Linked DNA regions of Homo sapiens: region 2 is linked to region 1. Evidence: read pairs that join two places in POLR2A ChIA-PET (ENCODE). Cell type or tissue: A673. All regions are shown on one strand. Each heading gives the region's core, and the rest is flanking DNA. Links, peaks and the distances in the headings are about the cores only. Region 1 overlaps LOC124903323 (a long non-coding RNA gene). Region 2 holds the start of OTX2 (orthodenticle homeobox 2).

The links. ChIA-PET counts read pairs that join two places held together with the same protein. Peaks named below come from ENCODE experiments on the same cell type or tissue, not always from the same donor. Only the 100,000 strongest peaks of a DNase experiment are listed, where the experiment ranks them.
Region 2: POLR2A ChIA-PET joins it to region 1 with 12 read pairs; 2 of 35 experiments call an interaction of 5 or more read pairs at or near these places.

Annotation. Positions count from the first base shown.
Region 1 is chr14:57,003,495-57,014,830 of GRCh38, forward strand. All of the region lies in intron 1 of LOC124903323 (a long non-coding RNA gene), which reads right to left. Among named protein-coding and RNA genes, the nearest start is that of OTX2-AS1, 200 kb to the left of the region's middle. RefSeq lists an enhancer at 3,932-7,878. In A673, for the core only: no CTCF peak of the experiment used is centred there; DNase peaks (open chromatin) are centred at 5,167 and 6,647; H3K4me3 peaks cover 1,772 bases; H3K27ac peaks cover 4,222 bases.
Region 2 is chr14:56,808,569-56,819,904 of GRCh38, forward strand. It overlaps OTX2 (orthodenticle homeobox 2), which reads right to left and starts at 1,911. Exons shown (of 5, transcript NM_021728.4): 1 at 1,808-1,911; 2 at 1,591-1,654. It overlaps OTX2-AS1 (OTX2 antisense RNA 1), which reads left to right and starts at 4,590. Exons shown (of 4, transcript NR_029385.2): 1 at 4,590-4,901. RefSeq lists an enhancer at 3,291-4,183. In A673, for the core only: no CTCF peak of the experiment used is centred there; DNase peaks (open chromatin) are centred at 1,953, 3,243, 6,113, 8,153 and 3 weaker places; H3K4me3 peaks cover 6,961 bases; H3K27ac peaks cover 8,000 bases.

The sequences.
Region 1 (11,336 bases), core at 1,890-9,889:
TTTTTTTTTATTTTCTAAACAGTAATTTCTGCTAGGAATTATTCCATGATTTGTGCATAATTTCATGCAGATGGTTATTTAAATATAAATAGAGAAATCTGTCATTTAATATTGTGCCTGCCTCTCCTTGGGTTGGCATGCCCACATTTTAAACTCGTGCCATAAATAAAAGATAAAAACATCTCTAAGCCCCACAGTAGTCAGAAGATAATTGGGCCTGCTCATTAATTGTCATTTGAGTGACCTCCAATTAACTCTCTTAATATTTTCCAGTTTCTTTAAAAAGAAACTTAAATGGGGTCTTTTTTTTTGTGAAATGTGTTTACAATGTAATGAAAACCCTCTTTGTTTACCTAATGAAGACTACATTCTCCCAGTAGTAAAAACAAAACTCCTTTTCTTTGGGGACCAACTCACTTTCCTCCTTGGTAAATGCTAACTTTTGACACTAAACTAACATGGGAGTGGTTGGGATATGAAGCCACAGATACAGGCCTGAGCCGACCATTTTATAATTCAGGTATATCTTTTGCCAAAAATGCCATATCATTGTTTACCTTGACAGGTCTTGTAATAATTGAAATAGACAACATGAGGAAAAAATGTATATTGAATTAACCTTCTATATTTGAACAAGATTTAAGTTAGTGGCAGCAGGTTAAGAGTTCAAAGTTTTGTGAATTCAAGTCCAAAACATTGCTTAAATAAATATCTTACAACACTTATTAACCAAAAAAATATGGCTTTGAAAAATGGTGATGAGAATTTATAAAATGGAAAAAGAAAACGTATCACTCCTCTTCAAAGCTCTGCTCTCTGCTTTGTCACATTGTAGACCATTTCCTCATCTATTCAAGTCAAAAGGCAATACAGGTTTTTCCAGAGCAAATTCATTTCTATGAGTGTGAGTGTGAGCCTAACTTAGAACAAAAGTGCTATTTTCCTATGTCTAAAAGATGTCTTGGCAGCAAGAAGTACAAAAGAAAAAAAGGTGAAGTTGTGTGTGTGCGTCTGTGTGTGTTTAAGAGAACTGGGAGTTCTAGTCTCAGTGTGCCATTGACAGTGTAAGTCATTTTACCTCTCTGCATCTCAGTTCCTTCATTTGTAAAATAACAGGGTTAAAGTTATGAATTATTAACTCCTTTCCACCTCTCACATCCTATGCATCTAGAGGCCTGGATTAAATCTCCAAACCGGGAGTGCAGGATCTTATGACAATTGCTATCTGGCTAGTCCTATTGACTCTACATATATCCTCTCTGCCTGCCTAGAGGTATACGTCCCACTATAATAATCCTGCAAGCCTAGATGTAACTTTGTATTCTCAATTCTATTGCACATGTAAAAGGCTAGTGTAGTGTTGTGGTTAAAACAAACTCAAGTCAGATTACCTGGTTTTGAACCCAGCTTCACCACCCACCAGATGCATGACCTTGGGCCAGTTACTTAACCTCCATGAATCTCAGTTTCCTCCTCAATAGGAAGGGTATAACAATAATAACAATCCATATTTCATAGGGTTACTAGGACCAAATGAGATGATCATTGTAAAACCCTTAGAGTGGAACCCCAACCTTGGTTAGAGCTCAATCAAAACTAGCCACTAAAATAAAATAGCCTCTTGTTTTCACATTATAGATTAATCAGTAAAATAGATTAATCAGAATATGTCACACACGACTCATAATGTTATTCTCTTCTAAACATTATTTGTAACATCTGTCTTTGTAGTTATGTCTGAGAGGGACCCATGCTTTTATCACATTGTTAAAAATGGACACATTCTTATTGTCATCATGACAATTTTTACTCCTAAGACTGGAACGTCTCCTCTTTCTTAATAGCTGTGTACATAGTCAGAGTCAAAAAAGCCAGTGGATTTTGTAATATAGAGCAAATGACATTTGGAAAAATAAATAATAATTTATACAGCGCCTATCTGCAAAAAACGGTTTTAAAATCCTACTTGTATACATTAAAAGAAGCTAATATCTTTAAAATGTGAACTATGGCATTATTATATGTTTAAAAAGGCAAGTGTCTTTGTTCATCCCTAACAGGAGTCATGAGGTTTACTAGGCTAGAGTCATATTTACCATGCCCATGTTTTCGGAGAATCTTATTTGTATCTTCAAAGCATATCTAATCATAGAATTCAAAATAATTTAGCTAAGGGTGTTAACGACTGTGTGGCACTGAACTTGATGACAAGTTATATTTTTTATTTTTTATTATTATTATTTTTTTGAGACTGAGTTTCGCTCTTGTTGCCCAGGTTGGAGTGCAATGGTGTGATCTCAGCTCACTGCAACCTCCACCTCCCAGGTTCAAGCGATTCTCCTGTCTCAGCCTCCCCAGTAGCTGGGATTACAGACATGTGCCACCACACCCGGGTAATTTTGTATTTTTAGTAGAAATGGGGTTTTACCATGTTGGTCGGCTGGTCTCGATCTCCTGACCTCAGGTGATCTGTCCATCTTGGCCTCTCAAAGTGCTGGGATTACTGGCATGAGCCACCGCACCTAGCCTGACGCATTATATTAAATAGCTACTGCCATCATGGAGGTTTAACTTTACAAGGGACATTATGAATATATCAAAGAAAGGTCAAGTAGGTTAATCTGAATAGCATAATACTATGTATGCAATGTAAAAAGTGTGTATATGCAATATTCTGTATAAAAAATCGCACTGCTAGTGATACATTGATGAGCTAAAAAAACATGGATTCTGTTGATTAGCAAACTATATTTTGGTTAATCACAAATGACTTTTATTTTAAAGCTCAAACCTGATATTCAGAAAGATATTTTGACTGTCTCTCTGTTTTTGGTCTTCATAAAACTCTAAAATAGGAAGTTTGTCATCACCTCTTCTCTGAGCCTTTCCCTCCACTTCATTACCTTTCTGAATTCTCTGTCCCATGCTGAGTTCTTATTCCTGGCCACACTCCTTTTTTCCCTGTCTACTCCTGACATTGTGCTATTCCAGGTCCAGAATAACGTAAAAATTGCTTTTTAGGAAGCCCTCTATTCTGCAATGCCATTGCTTTCAAGTCCTGGAAAAAAAAAAAAAACTCTTCAGACCTCACTTTTAGTTTACCCAACAGAGGATATTCTATGTCTGGCTGACATTACATTTCTCTGAATTCAACAATTTGGACTCTAGACTTAAGAATCATTCTCTTATTTTCTAGACTATTAAGAGCCATGTTTCTGAGGGCCGGTCCCCCTGAAAGGAAGCCCACATCTCTGATCTGTGAGGGTGTAAGTGTGCTTATGCATGAGAAGAATCTAAGTAGTGTGAACTGAGCAGGTGCAAAACCAAAAAACTTATGTGAATAATAAAGAGCCAATGATTTGGGAACAGCAAATCGCAAGTTTGATTAAAGTGTGTCCTTAGAAAATTAGCAAAAGTGTTAGCGACTGAAGACCATGTTATATCATGAGCAACTATGTATGTAGCTAGCTCCTTGTAGCCACCGATATTTCTGTCCACAAGTAAATGTCAGAGGAAAAATATAGATGTTACAAACTATAAATATTAAAATAACAAAGAGTGACTCTTTTATCTGCTATGATAATTAAAGTAATTAAAGAATGATATCCAAATTCACATTTTTACAGTAATTTTATTTTTATTCTTTCTTTTTTGTCATGTTTCTAATTCTGCACATCAACTCCCGTGGAGACATAACCATTGCAAACTAAAGTGATTTTCTCTAAATGAAGACAACACAATTGAGTCTTCTGTGCTACCTAGGTTCACAGTCTATTTCTAGCCAACAGAAAGACATTTGACCAAAAATTCCAAAAGAGAATCAATAAGTAAATAAAGAGCCAGGATTGGGTTCTCTAATTCCAAGGAAAAGCTCAATGAATCTTTTCCCTAGTATCTTAAGGCTTGTAAAACTTGAAATAGCTGCTTCCTATGGAACCGAGTTTGCATTACTCTTGTTAATAGTTAAAACATGTTTTTTTAAAAAAATTAGTGTCTCAAAGACAAGCTAAGAGTGTCCTTAAGAAATATGATATGAAACTGAACCAGAATTAAGGCTAGGATTCTGTGATTTATTTGGGGGCTGGGGGGACAGTGGCACAGGGTGATGCCATCCACAGAAGAGTGAAAAAAAAATGAAGATAAGTAATAACTACTGTAATAAAGAATCTCTAAGCACACAAACCAACATAGCAATGCCTCCTCTGTTAAACAAAAACATCATCTACCTTGAGAAATTTAAACTGAGATGTATGCAGATAAGCACTTTTACTTTTAGTGAATATTCTGTTAATTCTTAAAAATACACTTTTGCATAAAAGGTTCTTTTTCTCCCTTCACTCTCAATGTGCTTCTCCAAAAGCCTGCATATCTGGAAATGTAAATAGATATCCATCCAGTTAAATATGAATTAATTAGACAAATCTGCTTTTACCTACATGCTGTGTGTAAAACAGCTTAAACGTACAACGAAGAGAAGAGAAGAGAACAGAAGTGAAGAAGAAAAGAGGATTTAAAAGGGAAGCAATCCAAGACTTCCATTTTCTTACTTCAGATAAACATATTTAACACCCACAAATTATACAGGAAGTTTCAGACAGCTTTAAGTGAGCCCCACAGAATTATTTACTAACAGACCCAAAATGTACATTTTACTGCCTTTAACTTCCCGATTATATTTTTAATTACTGTCAAAGTACCTTCTGCAGACTACAATATCATCGTGTGAAAACCACACATTTCCTTTTAGTTCCCCCTGCTCAGAAAAGTTCTACATTCATTTAATCCTGAATCTGATTTCATCGGTCTAAAATTTTGAGTGTGTTCAACTACAGAGTGTTTTCCTTTTAGAAAACCTGAGACAATAACCAGAATTCATAGCAAGTTTTCCCATTCAACCAGACATTTCTTGAGGGAATTGCAAAAGCTCTGCGAAGAAACAGTTAATATGTATATATCTCTCTGAAATTGGCAAATGTCTTTTATTTCCTCTAATATTCTAGCCAGAGATCTGAGCTCATTTTTTCCTGTCCATAGGCTCAAAAAAAAAAAAAAAAAAAAAGGACTGTATTCGCTAATTATACATCCTGAAAAGAATTTGGTTCAGTGTAAGATGATCCTAGTGATATGCTAATCCCTTTTTCTGCTTGGTGCTGCCTGAAGCTTGTGTCTAACATTTTTTTCAACTGTATGACAATAAAAGTTCTGGCAACAAAAGAAATAAATGGGCAGCTAAAGAAGGTATAGCTAAACACATGGCAGGCCGTCTCTCCCTCTCCTTCTGGCTGCTCTTTTGTAGCCTCCAGTTTGGTATCCTCAAGTCAATAGCCGAAATCCAGCCACCTTAGCAACTTAGTATGACACCCAAGCCCTCTCTCTTTACATTCATGAATAGTCAGCACCCAGCAGACAAAATAGAACTAATCTTTTTTGACAGAATTGTTCAATTTTAGAGGAAAAGCTTTTGAGTCTTCCACACATTTGCAGAATATGAGACAACAATGGCTGCAATCAAATTTTAAAAACAACAGTGGCCAACAGGGCTGGAAAAAAGTCTCTTTGAATTAAATAGCACATTCAGTCAGTCCCAGTGGTCATAAACTTGGGGCAAACATTCATTTCAATACGTGAAAGAAAGAGATAAACAAATGAAGAGTATATCCAACGGTCCCATTCTGAGCTTCATGCAGTAATTCCTTCTGCTGTGATACATGCGTATATATTTTTTCTATTTTCTTTCCTTTTCTTTTTTCATAGACTAATACAAATATCTTTCCTCTCGAAAATAATTTTGTTTGGGGGGGTGCCCAACAAGTCTCAGTTTAAAATGCTTTTTATTCAGCAACCTTTTGTAGTCATTTGAAAGCAATTTTACCATATAGAAATCCTCTAATGTATCAGTCACTCGCAAGTCTAACATGTGTTAAAAATGAATCTTCTCTCCATTCCAACCCCCTCTATTTAATACAAGGCATCTCTATACCTTTGGAGACAATATGAACAAGAAGAAAATTCTACCCAGTTCATGGCAAAAACAGAAGTTAGCAACATGGTCCATGCAGCTGCAACATTGCATTTAAAATTCAGTTTCCTCATAGGAAGAGGGCTAATCCTGCCCCCGTAATTCCCTACAGCCAAAATGTGCCCCCTCCCCGCGTGACAGTGCAATGCAAAGACACTAGCATGCTTATCTTGCCTAACCAGATGGCCGACTTGGATCAATGCACACACACCACGATCAATGGGAGAGATAAAGAATTAGGAAAACAGTGGTACATGCTCCCAGAAAGCTTGTACACTGCATAATTATTTTATGATTCTACACATGGCTACATGTGATACTGAAGTAGAGAAGGAAAGGATAATTAGAGTGCCAGGAAGAATTTTGTAGTAGACTACACTTTGTCTGTCAGCACTTCCCACTCTAGCAAACTCACTGCCCTTATCTGAAAGTGAATTTAGAAAAACATGAGCGAAAATGTCAGGGAAGGTATTTCCATTTTTGCCAGGTCCTGTCACGTCCCAAAGTTTAGTTCAAAGCCTGAGGAGGCTTCCTGGGATTTGGATATGCCTCTCATCATTAGCCACCCCTAGCTGCCCAGCCAAGGAAACCCACAGATAATAGTTGAATGTGATGCAGACTGTAACCAGGAAGAATTTGGTCTCCAAGTGATTCAGGCAAGTTCATTCAGTAAAATAGAGCAGGACGAGGCAGTCCCTTAATTTCTGTTTCCTGATTGGCTAACCAAAGCAATGTTTTTCAGCAGGTTGGTTACGCACTTGAGACTAAGAAAAAAATAGGAACCCACATCCCTGTCACTCAGCCAGGTAATAAGGAAAGTATATGAGGCTCTGAAGCTGGCACATTGCTACTTTATCCTGAATTCAGACCAAGATCATAAACCAGAACAATAAACCACTGTAATTCCCCACTATGGTCATGTATTAATCAGAAAAAAAACAAAATGTTCCTTCAGCTCTTAGTACATGGTGGGTACTTATTAAATGATTATATTATTATTGTAAATATGAATAATCCTTTACCCTGTACTATTCCAACGTGTTACTCTCTTTTCACCTTGCATTAGATGCAACTAAAAATAGTGTTAGATTTTCCTTTGGATTTGAGACTCAGCTTGCATGCTAATTAAAACATTCAATGAACTTTTTACACCATTTTTTTTTTTATGTAAAGAGAGACAGGAACTGAAATCTGGAATTAGACACAGCTCTCCACCACTGTCAACCTCAAAAATCCTGTGGGTAAGCTAGTCATTCTAAGTAGCCTATTACATTTGAAATAGAGCAAATATTCAATATCCAAATAATTAAAATCACTATAAATTATTTCCTAAGGATAAATAAAATATAGGTTGGGTAAAAATTCAAAGGGAAAAATATTGACAATTGTGAAAAGCCATAGCCACCCTCTTTGTAAGTTATTTTAGTTGGGATAAATATTATGCTCTAAATTTTCATATGACTCCCTTGTTCTCTGTGGAGTTGTTTTGTTACATTATCCCTGGCCTATAACATTTCTCTCCTCAATGTTGGTACAAAACGGATAGCTATATATAAGTAGCACTTAGCTTTGCTGCCCATTATCAGATTTGGAGAAAGAGCCTGGGTTAGGAATATGATGCATATTACCATATCTATTTTCAGTTCAAAACCCTTTAAAGGCAGGGCCATCATTTTACCTTTTAGGGCTTATTTTTCTTTTCTCTGAGACTAAAAAAGGTAAGTGTAAACATGCAGTATGACAGACTCATTGAGGCTCTTGCTGTAAAAATTGATTCTGCATGTACTATATTTTATACCATGTAGTTGAGCTTGCAAGATGGAGGGAAACTTTTGGATGTTGGGGTAAAGGGGAAGTTCATGAGTTGGAACTGGAACTTGTGAGTAGAAAGAGCATGCCGGGTTTCTCTGAGGGCAGGACCGAGGTGGACTCAACTTTGGGCTGGGTCCTGCCATTAAACCAGAAAACCTGGTAGGAAATGGTGTGCCCTCAGCTCAGTAGTTCTCCTGGATCTCTTTCAAAGCAAATCCAAATTCTGTCAGAAGTAAACCATCATCAGGTTAGACTCCCAGGTTTTCAGGGGATTAAGATTAATGAAATCTAATCTTACAACCAAAGATCACCAATCCCACAGGAAAATAATCCTCTGTAAGCGAGAGTCAGCAAAAAACAATAAATAACAGACTTGGATCTTCTAGGATGAAATTATCAGAATTTGTCAGATACAGAATGCAAAATAAACAGGTATAAAATGTTTTTAAAAATTAAAATAGGAATCACTAAAATGCATTAACAATAAGAAACTATCAAAATGACAGTAGGTTTGAAAATGAACCAAATAGTACTTTTATTTTTTCAAACTGATTGAGAAATAATTTAATACAATACAGTGCACCCATTTTAAGGGTACAGTTCAAAGAGTTTTGACAAATGTATATATCTGTGAAACCATCACCACCAGCAGAATGCAGACTATCCCCATCAACTGAAAATGGTAACTCATGCTTCTTTGCAGTGATTCCTCCCTCCACTCCTGGTCCCAGGCAACCCCTGATTTGGCTTATGTCACTATAACACACCTTGCATTTTCTAGAATATTATATAAATGGAATCATACAATTTGTACATCTTTGGATCTGGTGTCTTTGACTCAGCATATTGATTTTTGAGTTTCACTCATTTTGTTGTGTATATCAGTAGTTCATTCCTTTTTGTTACTAAGTAATATTCCATTATTTGGATATACCATGTTTTGTTTATCCATTGCCCAATTAGTGGATGTTTGAGTTGTTTCCAGTTTTTGCCTATTATAAATAAAAGTGTAAAGAACATCCTTGTAAAAGTCTTTGTATGAACATACGTTTTCATTACTCTTGGGTAAACACCTAGTAGTAGAATGGCTGGGTCTTACAGTAGGTATATGCTTAACTTTTGAAAAATTGCCAAAATGTTTTCCAAGGTGATTGTACTGTTTTACATTCTTACTAGTAGTGTATGAGAGTTCCAGTTGCCCCATGTCCTCTTCAACACTTGATGTTGTCAGTCTTAATTTTAGCCATTCTAATAAGTGTGTTATAGAATCTCATTATAGTTTTAATTTGCATTTCTCTATGATGAATGATATGTTTATTCACCATCCATATCTTATTTTGTGAACTGTTTGTTCAAATCTCTTTCCCACTTAAAATTTTTTTGTTTTATTGATTTGCAAGAGTTATTTTTGCATATATAAAATGGGAGAAAGAACATTTTCTTCCATTCTGTGATTCACTTTTTGTTTATTTAATGGTGTATTTTGAAGAACAAACATTTTAAATTTTGATAAAGTCCAATTTATCAATTCTATGTTTTATACCGTGTGCCTTTTTATAGCTTATGTAAGAAATATTTGCCTATCCCAAGTTTGCAAAGATTTTTTTCCTCTACATTTTGTTTAAAAAATTTTATAATTTCACCTTTTACATTTAGGTAGGTGATCTATTTTAGGTTAACTTTAGTGTATGAGGTAAGATAAAAGTCTGTGTTTAATTTTTTTCCCATTCAGATAATCAATTATTCCAGCACCATTTGTTGAAGAGATTTTTCCATTCCCTATTGGATTTCCTGGCACCTTTATTGAAACATCAATTAATCATATATATGGGTCTATTTCTGACTCCCTATTCTGTTTTATTGATCTATATATTTATCCTCTCATCAATTAAATTTTGTGATTTTATAGTAAGTGGAAATCAAGTAATGTTATTTTCCTATTTTTAATTTTTTTTATTTTCAGTTTTTGTGAGTACATAGTAGGTGTATATATTTATGGGGTATGTTTTGATACAGGCATACAATGCAAAATAATCACATCAGGGATAATGGGGTATTCAACCTCTCAAGCATTTATCCTTTGTGTTACCAACAATTCAATTCTACTCTTTTAGTTATTTTTAAATGTACAATTAAGTTATTATTGACTATAGTCACCTTGTTGTGCTATCAAATAGTAGGTCTTATTTATTCTTTCTAACTTATTCATTCTTTCCAACTTTTTGTGTACCATTAACCATCACCCGCCACCCCCATACTAGCCCCCAACTACCCTTCCTGACCTCTGGTAACCATCCTTCTACTCTCTGTGTCCATGAGTTCAATTGTTTTGATTTTTAGATCCTGCAGATAAGTGAGAACATGTGATGTTTGCCTTTCTGTGCCTGGCTTATTTCACTTAACATAATGATCTCCAGTTCCATCCATGTTGTTGCAAATGACTACATCTCATTCTTTTTTATGGCTGAATAGTATTCCATTATGTATATGTACCACATTTTCTTTATCCATTCATCTGTTGATGAGCACTTAGTTTGCTTCCAACTCTTAGCTATTCTGAACAGTGCTGCAACAAACATGGAGTGCAGATATCTCTTCAATATACTGATCTCCTTTAATTTCCAGTTGCTTGAGACTAGTATATAAATATATAATTGATTTTGTTATATTAACGTTGCATCTTATGATCTTACTAAATTTACTTATTAATTCTAATTGTTGTGTTCTAGATTCCTTAGAATTTTCTATATAAATAATCATGTCTTTAGCAAATAAGGAATTTTAATTCTTTCCTATCTAATATTTATGACTTTTATTTATTTATCTTGTCTTATTGCAATGGCGAGAGCCCCCAGTAAAATGTTAAGTAGAAGTAGTGAGAACAAACATCTGTACAATGTTCCCAATCCCAGAGGGAAAGCATTCAATTTCTTATCATTAAGCATATTAGCTGTAGGTTTCCTATGAATGCCCTTTGTTGAATTAAAGAATTTCCCTTTTCCTAATTTGCTGACAGTTATTTAAAATCATAAATTGATGTTGAATTCTGTCAAAAGCTTTTTATGACTATGGAAATTATTATATGTCTTTTCTCCTTTAATTGTGATTAAATACATCCCTTGTATTCCTGGGATAAACCTTCCTTGGTCATAATGTGTTCATTTTAAAAATACATTGTTGAATATGATTTATTAATATTTTTGTAAGAATTTTTGCTGCGAGTTTAGAAGGGATATTGATGTTGTATTTTCCTGTTGTTTTATTTTTTACAATGTCCTTGTCCATGTCAGTAGGGACATGATAGCTGTATAGCAGTGTGCTTATTTATTAGCTCTATATATTTATAATAAAACCCACAAAGGCTCAAGTCTGAAATATAAAAGGTACAGTCTTTTAAAGGAACTGTTTATTAGGAATAAACTGTGAAGAGGATGTGTTATTAAGGCCTCTGCTGAAATGTTAATGCAGAGGCCTTCCTGACCACCCTATCTAATATAATACTATC
Region 2 (11,336 bases), core at 1,528-9,527, 200 kb before region 1:
TTAGCGCTGAGGTCTGGGTGTCTACCTTACTCTGGGGGGAGGAGTTCCCTCTCCTACTCCCCTCTGTTGCTAATAACTTTTGGTGCCTGTAAAAAGTCCCGAGCTGAGCAGGAGAAATCCTGACCCCGAAGCTCTAGGATGGAGGGGAGAATTTCTAGGAGCGACTTCCCCGTCCCCTCCCCAAGCAATCCACCACCGCAGGGTCGGCGCCGCTCGGCCTTCGCTCCCCGCGCACCAGTTCTATCTGTGAAGGAAGCAAAAGCCAACTCGGTGGAATCCTGACAGGGGACTTGGGTTTCCAAAAATATGTCCCGAAATCGGGCATCGATTTCAAGAGTCACTTGAACGCAACAACGCGAAGACTTCTTGGGAGTTTGCAGAGCGACCCGTCGCCCGCGCCCGGCGCTGGCAGGGACCTTCGGATGGTTCTTACTGGGCCGATCCATGGCACAGGCTGGGCCTCGGCGAACCCCTCGGCCCCCGCCCGGCCCCGAGCCACGACACCTCATTGTCCTGGAGCCTGGGAAGGGGGTGCGCGAGCGCGCGGGCGAGCCCTGCCTCTCCCCGCCAGAGAACAGCTGAGGGGCCGCGGTCCCAGCGGGAGGATTCCGGTCCCTGGCCCGGCCGCGGCCTTGGGCGGAGCAGGGGCCACTAGCTGCCACTTCTGCCCGCCCCAGGTGCGCGCGGAGGGCTACGTGGGGCGGGCCGCGACCCGGCAAAGTCATGTTGAAAAAACACTCTTCACGTTCGCTCGGCCTGGTGACCAGGGTCGGGGACCACGACAACCGGGGGTTGGGAGGCTGCGTAATTACAACCCAGGGTGGTTTGGATTTTGGGGGGTGGTGGATATTTAAAAACAAAAAGGAGATCTGGAAGCTTTTGGGAGAAACAGACAACCGAGCTGTGCTAGGCTGAGGGAGAGGAGGCCAAAGAGAGCGAGCAGTGAGCGCCGGGGCGGACGAGAAGCCAGCGCTCCCAGCCTCCTCGGTTATCCGCTCCGGTTTCCGCTCACGTTCAACAGGGGCCGACAGGGGCTCGAGCGGCGGCCCCCGGCCCAGGCCGACCCGCAAGCGAACCGAGCTTCCGGCGCGCGGGCCCAAGGAGGCGCCTGGCTTTTTATTATTGTTGTTTCAATCCATCCATCTAGTTACATCTGCATCTTTTTGTCTCGGACTCTAAAAAGGTCCCTGGGATCCATCCAAACGACCCCAACCAAATCTGGGGGCCAAAACGCAAAGATCGCGGGAGAAGCCCAGAACGGCGTTGACATAAAAACAAAACCACAAACAAAACCTTCCAAAACACCCCAGATTACATTCGCAGCGTTTCGACGACGTTTTGCAGAAGCGACGACCCCCAGGAGCACGCTCTCTGCCTCTCTCCCACTACCGCTCTCATCTCTAGATCACATTTTTCTTTTTGCAACGATCGTTATTACACCTCAAAATTTGTAAGAGAAAAAATACATCCGCCTACAGAACTCCACGTTCGCAGAGGGGCATCGGTCGGTCTATTGGAGGTACTGGGGTGATGGCCGACAGACACGGGGACACGTAGATATGGATATAGACAAGACAGACGGACACTTACCTTACAGCCTCATGGGAGGTTAGAAAAAGTCAAATATCCTTTAAATTCCAAATAGCCAGCTATCCTAAAAGAAATCAAGAGTATTGAGTTAGAAACCTTGCAGTCTTCACCCTTCCATGAAAAGTCAAACACAACCAAAAAAAATTTTTTTTAAAGAACGAAAATGAGGAAGGCGGCTAGAGTTCTAAACACGCGTGGGCCCCTCTGCAATACATACAAAGTAGATGTGGCGAGTGAGGGCTGCTCTAGCAATTTTTATTTTTAATCACAGTGGAGGCTGTGTTGGAGCTGAGGCCGGTCCCGCTCTCAGGGAGATTTGCTGAGAAAGCGCCTCTCTGGCAACTTTTTGACGCAAACTCTCCAACCAATGGCAGGGAGAGAATGATTGACACATCTAAGCCAGAGGGAAAATAATAAAAACACACAACAGGGGGAGGAAAACAGGCCGCTGCTGCACGGGGGGACGAGCAGGCAACAAATCCAGGCCTCCGACATTACCAGAATGTTCTTTAAAGACACTGGGCTTTGCTTAAAATATACATTATGGGCCGGAGCATGTGAACTAATTGTATAATTAAAATGATGGACAGGGAGTTCTTCTCTTACCCTCTTTTCCCCTGCTTCCTTTACTCCGAAATTTCCTTTCCTCTCTTTTTTTTTTTTTTTTTTTTGTTGTTGTTGTTTTTAGGGAAGGGAAGAAAGGAAACCCATGCAATGTAAGATGGAAGATAAAAATATTTAAGTAAATGCTGGAGAATGGCGGGTTAGGGAGTGACTGGGTTATCACATTCAACCCCAGCAATAAGTGTGTGGATGACAGGCAGAAAGCAAGTCAGACTGAAACTCAAAAACACCACTATGCCGTCTCAGACAGGGCCAGAGCACGCTGACGGCCAGAAAGGGTAAAGGAGGGAGGCCTGGGAGTGCGATGTGGGCATGTAGGGAAAACAGAGAGAGAAAGATACACAAGTCCAAGAACAAACTATTTTCTAAAACTCAGTGTCTTCTCTATTCCCTACGCCCTTATAAATATCCTTACACATATAAATAAATGATCCCCGAGTGAGAGACCCCGGCTTCTGGTAGGTTCCTGGGGTTTTTTGGAATTGAGAAGCCCACGACAGACTGCAGGGAACACGAACCCCGGAATCTAATCTCAGGGCCCATTTAGGAGAAGTAGCTGGGACCACATCGGGCCTCGAGGATGCGAGTGTGAGGTCGACAAGATATCGTGGAAGAGAGCGAACGAGGGAGGCCCCCGTTGGAAACAGTTTCTGTGTTAGAACAAACGCCACCAAACGACCGACACTGCGAGGCCTGGAGCTACCTGGGCTGGCGCCGCCCGAGCCCCGGGCTGCGAGCCCAGAGGCTGGGAAGTGATGGGACCTGGGGGCCCGAGCCGGAGAGTGCGACCCCCAGCCCAACTTTTTTGCCTGGCATAGAAAGCAGGGACCGGACAGGTTTCAAACGGATCCGAGTCCCTAGAAAAGCAAAAACAGACTGGGCGGAGTGTGGGGTGGGGGGTGGCTAGTGGAACTGGTGAGTGTGTGTGAATAAGCTGGGTGGGGGTGGGAGCAGAAGACAGCTCTTGCTTCACAACACCCAGTGCAGGAAAAGAAAAATAAAATCTCTTCCTAAATACCCCACCCCCCGCCACCCACCCACCACCAACTACCATCACCACCACGGCCAGTGGGCCCAAAGAAACAGCTCGCTGCCTTTAATTTGGGGACCTATGTTAATGAAGTTGGTAATTAATTCGTCGCTTTGTTGTCGGTTCTTATACTGTATGTGTACTCAAATGTGGCCGTCCTTGGGATTTACAGCAATTAACGAATTACGGGAGTGCGCACGAGGCAGCAAGCTCTCGGCAGCCGGGCTCCGGCTCGGGCTCGGCCTGGGGCTGGGGACTCCGCGGCAGCGGCCCCTGTCACAGGTGTCCCTAGAGCTTTGGGCCCTGGCGGCCCCTCGAGCCCCCGAGGGGCCCGGAGCCCGCCCAGCTCCTTCCCGGCCCTCTGCAGCAGCTCCAGTCCGGAGACCCGCTGGCTGTCGCGTTCCCAGGAGTCAAGAGTTTCTAGGGGCCCGGGCGGGGGGGAGGGTGAGTACCGACCTTTTTTCTCACCCCACCCCCACTGTACTGAAACACCTGGCGGCCGCCCCCGAAGCCTTTAATGGGGATGGTGGTGAGGAGGGGGTAACAAATGCCCCGGGCGTTATGACCCTCGTGGCGCTGGCTGTCGGAGGCACTGGTTGGGTGCGCTTGGTCAGAGTCATGATGCTTTCGATGAAGGAAAGGCAAATCCACCTCGATCACCTGAAGCAGAGTCTCCTTCCTACCCCTAGAAAAGACAACGTTTCCCCCAGTTTGATCACAATGATGTTTAAAGCATAAAAGAGCCGAAAAAGAAAAATGGACGTTGTGAATCTGGCAGAGGGGAAGGCCGGAGGAAGGCCTTGGGGACAGTGGGCATGGGGTGGGATGGAGAATGATCAGAACATGCGCTTGTGAGCTAAACCAAGTAAACCATTTTGGACTGGGAGATCCATCTGCCGTAGGGTCCAGTGTCCAGGGTAACCTTTCAAGCCCGATGTAGAGGTTTGCGATGTCCTCCCAGATGGCGGGGGCAGCTGAATCTCCCTAAAAATCCCCCTGTTCTATTCGACAGGGGCAGATTTATGCATGGTGGGGCGTGAGAGGGTTTTGCCCTTCCAGCGGCCGGCAGCAGACAGCTCCCGCTTCTCCTTTGCCCTCTAGTCTAATAACTTCGCAGAAATACAGGGCCAATAAACTACGAGTTGGAAATGGACAGTGTTAAATAAACAAGGGTCTCTTTAAAATTCTCATCCACTTCAGATGTCTAAAGTAAGATTGTGATGATTTTGTCACGGTTTGGTAAATTTACCCCTTTAAGAGGCTTTCATAAATCCCAGAACACACCTTCAGCCAGATTTGAATATAGATTTAGGTTTTAAAACCCAGAAGCTGGAAACACCGCTTTATCAAAGAGAATTTCCCTTTAGCTTAGCAATGTGCTGAAGCTCTTAAAAGATTGGATCTGAGAGAGAGAGACAGAGAGGAGAAAGAGAACTAGAGACAGAGAGAGGCAGACAAGGAAGGGGGGGGGGGGTGAAAGACTTTCTTTTTCTTTCTAGAGGAATTCTGCCCAGACTCTGCAGCAGTTGGTAGCAGGCAAGCTTTCTCCTGGGTGTCGCCTTGAAAAGTTGCAAAATTGCTCTTCACCTGTAAGAACATGCTCTTTATCTTCCAGTCTCTTCTTGTCAATTTGGAAATTGCAGACTGCCCGGCTCAGGTACAGTCCCCACAAACCCTATTCTAGGTCAGGACAAAAGCCACTGGCTTTGGGGGAAGGGGGCTGGGCTCTTTTACTGAAAACCTTAGATGCTTGGTGGGAGAAAAAGACTCTTTGGATGAAAAGTCTAACTCTTGATTTTCAGTAAGTTCTTGAACTTCCAATTTACCTAGTATCTGTTCATTGTATTTCTGTGTTTAACTTTTTTTCTGTGTCCTGTGTCGTTAACATTTTTTTTCTATGAATCTGACTTATGGTAGCATGCTTTGTGTTTTTAAATAATTTTCATTAAAAAGTGGATGGTTTTTAATTGCCACTTGTACAATTATTTTGCTACGCATATGAGATATAAGCATTCAGAAGCTAAATTAAGAAAGCCAATACGAAGGGAATCAAATTATTTGTCAGAGCTTGTGTGCAGTTTCTAGAATATGTCTAATATGCATATTTTGAAATCAAGATTCATGTGTGGCACTAACTAGGCTCAATTTCTCCACCGCACAAGCCAGGCCAGTTTAAAATATTCCAAACTTTCCTCCAAGTTTATTAACTTTGGTGGGGGGAGTGGGGGAGGGGGAGGGGAGAGAAGACATCCCGGGATTCTTCCAGGCTAATTAAAAAAGAAGAACAAAACCCATATTCCGTGAGAACATAGCCTTTTGGGGGAAAGGAGCCAGTTAGACTTCCTTAACACTGAATTCAGAAATATGAACATTAATTTCCAATCTTTTCAGCAATTCACTGGACAGTGAGGGACTACATTTTGCCTTAGAAGCACCATAATACCTAGAAAGAAGTCATTTTTTCATTAGGTTTTTAGATATATCTTTATTATAAACTTTGAGGAGATTAACCTTAATTTTTTTAACAAGGATTTAAGACTGGAAATGCAGACAAAATTTAGGGGAAAAAATAAGGCAACAGATCACTTATAAATTAAGCTTGGGTCTCTCACTCCCTGCATTGCGGTTGCCTCAAAAAAGAGGGTAAGGGAGAAAGAAACAACTTCAAAGATAGGATTGGGCTGTCTCGATAAAAGAGTAGGGAGGCAAACTCCAAATGCGAAAAAGAGGAAAAGAGGACCATGTTGTTCCGGAATGAAACGGATTAAGATTGTGTGACAAGTGCGAGATGTGGTGCTGTGAGACATTTATGAGCGGAGTGTGAGCCGGGAGCTGTGCCTCTGTCCCTGAGAGTGTGGGGACCAAGGGTGTGTGCAGAGCAAGGTTAGGGTGAGGGATAGGAAGGGCATGTGTGGATGTGAGACAGAGAGAAGTGTGAGGCAGAGTGTGTGTGTGTGTGTGTGTGTGTGTGTGTGTTAGAAGGGTGTGGACGGGAATGTGGATGGATTGATGAAGGGTGGTAGCTGTCAGTTTACATAATTTTCATCTCCTGGTCCTGAAGTTTCCTTGAAATCAATTCTACTGCAGGCAGCAGCCTTGAGCTTACAGAGCTGATATAAAACAACCATTACAGTCCAATATCTTGCCTGTTTGCAAACTTCATTTAAAACTGGGGAAAAAAAAGACCCAGGAATGGTTTTGTAAGAAAGGAAAAAAGAAGAAAAGAAAACCACAGTGAAGCTTTAAACTAGTTTGGATAAATCTCTAATCTTTTATTTGTAACCTTTTACAAGCTTTATTTCCCGTATATGAAAAGCTTCTTTTATATGGGCACGACAGACTTTTCCTTTGGATTTTTAATTAGAGTCCATCAATTGTAGCCATATTTAAGAATCAATATAAAGTAATCCTTCGAGATGGGATAAGGTTTTAATCGAAAATCTAATTTCCCACTCTTTGCAGATCATTTTAAGAGGCTGGTTGATAAAAAAAAAAAAAAGAGTTCAATTTTTAAAAGACATAACACCTAAAACCTGGAAAAGATCATGTCTACAAGAAACCAACTGATGTTGCCTTACAAAGAAAAAGTCTGGCTGTTGTTGGGAACTTTTTTTTTTTTCTACTTGGAAGAATTTGACTTATTTTTCTCTCAAACAATATTCCCTAATGTGGCTCCTATGAGAGTATTCACATTGAATGGAGAAAGAAAAAGACAGACATTGTTTGTCTGAAACAGTATTTCATATGCAAAAGATAGCAACCTTAATTTTTTATTAACAAAGAAAACATAAATCTTGACAGATCCCCTTCACTACATGCTCCCAAATTCTCAAGATTAGAGAATAAATAACACATACTTTTTCTTTTTTGTGCATGAATGCAAACTTTCCATTTTCGGATTCAGGAATGAATATTTCTGTCCAATTTTAAAACTTCAAAATTAGAATTTTGCAATTTTTAATTTTTTTGCAACAATGGAAAAGTTGCTTATCTCAAAGGCATAGAATTTTAAACAGTTCTACCAGGGTCACTGGCTTTCAGTTTGTCTTAAAAGAGAAAAGAAAAGAAAATGAAAGCAAGGAAGAAAGGAAATAAACAAACAAAAAAATGAAAACTAATTGTAGGTGCACAGTCCAGACCGTTTGTGCTGCTGAACGATTAATCTGAGATATTTGTTCAAAGGCCGAACATTATATAAATGTGCATAGTGCATTTCCAACATTCACCGCTTAGTTTAAGATCTGCAAATCATCCGTAAACTAGAAGGGACCCCCCCACAAAAAAGTTTATAATGTATTTTCAGGCAGTCACTGTACTTTTAAAAACTGTTGTATCTGTTAAGCTCATTTGGAAAAACGAACTCATGATGTTTGCTTTTAAAAATCTGAATGAAGCGTGTTTCAACATATTTGATAGCCATGCTTTTCTTTTATCTACAGAAATTTCAATTTATTTAAAAGCCTGGCGTTTAATGCACTACATGACCGCATGAATTTTAGAGGAGCCCTCTTGTATTTCTCTGTAATCGTGTCTAATGAAAACCTGGGATTTTCCATTATTTTTTAAAAAAGTGAAAATATAATGCATCTTCATTAGGAAAATTGACTGCTGTGCTCACGACAGTTCTTAATTGAAAAGGCAACCTATTTTAATGGTGTGGTTGAGAAGAAGATTACATACTTTATCCAAACACAAAGACAATTAATAATGAGAAGCAGGCTGCTGCCATTAACTCTAATGCAGTTGCATCAACGTCAGTGAAAAGTGCTCATACCTGAGATACACGGTGCAAACGCCCCCGGCTCCCTCCTTTCCCAATTCACCCACTTCTTAATTTGAGTTTCTTAATGTGCAAGCGCCAGGGCCGGCTGTGGTCAGGCGGGCTATTTTCTGGCAAGTGTGGCGCGGGGCTGGACGCCCCTGCCGGCGGGTCGCCGGGTCTCGAGCTGCGCCGCCCCGCTGGAGGCGCCGGGGCTGCCTGGCTCTCCGCGCAAACCTCGCGCCCTTCCGTTTGCGCGCATGGAGCCGGGTGAGGGCGGCCGCGGCCACCGCGCGATGGAGGATTTGGAAGCTCAGAGCCAGCTGGTACATTTTGAGAAATTTAGCAAACCAGACTGGGCTGCCTCGGAAACTGGGTTCTGTTCTGACTCATTTGCAGAAAAGTTATGGGGAAAAACATCTTGTAAAATTAAGGTTATGTTTGGCGGGTACAGTCTTGAGCGCACATGGTCATCCGGCGAATCAGCCAAGTTTTCCAAAGCGCCCCCTCTCCAGCTCTCAGGCCAGGGGAGCAAAGCGTAGGTGTGTGCGTGTGCGTGTGCGCGCGCGCGTGTCTCTGTGTCTGCGTGTGTGCTCGCAAGCGCGTGTGGGTTTGGGGTGGGGGGACATCCTGACCTTTCTACACCCTAGTGCGTCCCAACTCCAGACTGGGAGGAGACGTCTGCGGCCTCTGGTCTTTTCCCTTCTTGGACGAGGTGCGGCCAGCTGAGACCTCACACCGGCCACCTCGGACCCAGTGCGCCGAGCTAGGGGAGACGGCGCGGGACTGGGGGACCCCTGGGATCCCGCCCTCGTAGCGGAAGGAGTGGCAGCCCTTGGTGCCGGGCCTGGTCCTTGAGGCTGCCGGCCCTCCGGGGCGCCAGGACTCGAGGACGCGGTTTGCCCCCGCAGTCCTAAGATCCCCGGGGCCGTGACAGCTTGGGGAAGGGGCAAACTCTGTTTGGTCTCCACGAAGTGCTTCGATGTTCGCAAAAGGGTAGGCCCCTCTTGCTTGGGGTCCTACACCCCTCGGAACTGGCTCTGCCCCTGCCTCTTCCCCAGCACAGTCTCCCAGCTAAGGCTCAGACAGCCGGGGAAAGGGGCGCCCCCATCACTATTCCCCACAACCCGCCCCAGTGTGAGCCAGGGCGCGGCTGCAGGCTGACAGGCGCACCGTGACCACGCCGTCACTTCCCTTCACCAAAGGTTAGATGGGAGGCGTGCACCCTCTGGGGAGTTCGCAAAGCTTCTCGCTTTGATCAGCCGCGCGCAGTGCCAGGGAGAGATATTGCTGGGGTCTGAGTCCGTCGGAAGTGTCTAGAAAAGAAGAGAGAGGAGCAGGTAATCAGACTTTGGCGGCTGCCCTGGAGACACTTTCACACATCCAGCCTCGTGGAGGAGGAAGGACCCTGTTCTCCAAGGGCCAACTGAATACACTCTCCTCCCTTGAGGCATAGCCTCACAGGAAAGCTCCTTCCACAAATGCACGCTTCCCTTTGCAGCCCTCAGTATGCTGGGGCCAGCTCTGCTGTCCCTCAATCAAGCATACCCCACTTTCTTCCCTGCTTCCATCGATTTATCTACAAATTTCCTGTAGACTTGCCACTTCTGTGATTTTGCCCACGGGCTAGGTAGCCTCTTCAAGGCTCTGAAGACAAGCAGGCCTGGAGATTTCCACGAAGCCCCAGGTGGCTCCTCTCCCTCCCTTAGGGCAGGTGAGTCTCTAGAACACTGTAACCTCCCTTTGGTGAGAGCCAACTATCAGCTACTTGGTGTGGTCTAGGAATCTTCTAGCCTCCTTTCCAGCTTCAATGTTAGATAAGCCTCCTTGCATGATGTATCCAGAGTTTCACTTGTTCCTTTTAAATACCTTTTTCAGATCGCAAACGTTGAAGTACTCAGTTACTATTTATCAACCAAGCCCTGGTTTCTGCTTTTGGTGAGGCCATGTGTGTCGGCTGGAATAAGGAGGGCACCAGGTCTCCTAGGGATAGCTTGAAGTCTAGATGTCTTACTTGCCCAACAACATAAGAGCAAAAACAGACTTGCTTCCATTTGTGGATCTGTTTCTTAGCATTTAACCTATGGATGCTTGGAGGCATCTTTATTAGCAAGTGTCTGACTTTGGATAGCCACTCAATAATGACATTCCTAATCATTTATTGAATACCATTTAAGCTAGTTCAACCACAGACAGTAACTCTTAGTCTAAATGGCAGTTTTCTGGCAGCTTATTCAACTACTGAACATGCAAAAAGTGAAAGATATCATTGCTTCCAATACTTAGCTCCCAAATATGACAATGAAAGCCATCACTTAAGGGACACACAGATCACCCCAAGTGTAGATAGTGTATTCTGGGTTACTGGAAGAGCAGTAACCCTTTTGATTATGCTCTCTTGTATTTGATGGACAAAATATGTCAGATAAGCACAGAAGAAATAGGCATGGGATAGAGACCTTGAGTATCAACAGAATCATGGGCTTAAGTCTACCCTGACCTTTTCCTACTGTTTCAACCAAAAAGCAGAAGTAGTGGTTGAAGTGGTTGAAGTCTTTCTCTAACAAAAAGACATTCTCTACATGAGATATTCACCAAGGAATTGGAGGGACACCAAACAATTTCATTATCATCAAGAAATATTTTTATTATCCTGGTAGTTGGCATTGGGTAGATATAACTTCAGTCAACTCTAGAGTCTTAATGAAAACATTTCAGTAAAAGCAAACATTTTACATTAGACCATATATTCTTAATCCAATCGCACATTTGAATCAATTTGGTTTATTACCCAATTTGTGCACACATGGTGGGATGGATAAATTTGTTTATTTTTCATATGCAAAAATATTTACTGAAGCCTCTGATTTGTCTAAAGATTTGTGATTATCAAGCCAGGACGTCTCTAGAGCATAAGTACTTTTTTGAAAGTTTTTTGTAACATGAACTCACATTCATTCATTAATTCATGTATGCATTCAACAAGCATATCTGGGCACCTACTATGTAGTAGGCAATTGTCAGGAATTGATTATGTCTAGAGGTTCGAATTTTTCTCATTTCAAATAATCCAATAGTTATAATAAACATTTGATCTAAAAGTTTTCATTGCTCTCTTTTTGCCGAAAATTAAGCCTGGAGAGATTTGTCCATTGCTCTAGGGTGTAAGGACTTGTATTGCTCATCCACAGCAGTGCTCCTAGGGAAAACTGTAGGAGTTGTTTGCATGAATTGACAAAAGTATATGACTCTTAATGTTCAAATCTAATTCGTTTCTAAAAAATAAAATCACAAGGCAGCTGAGTGTATGGTTTATTATGTGTTTAGATTATG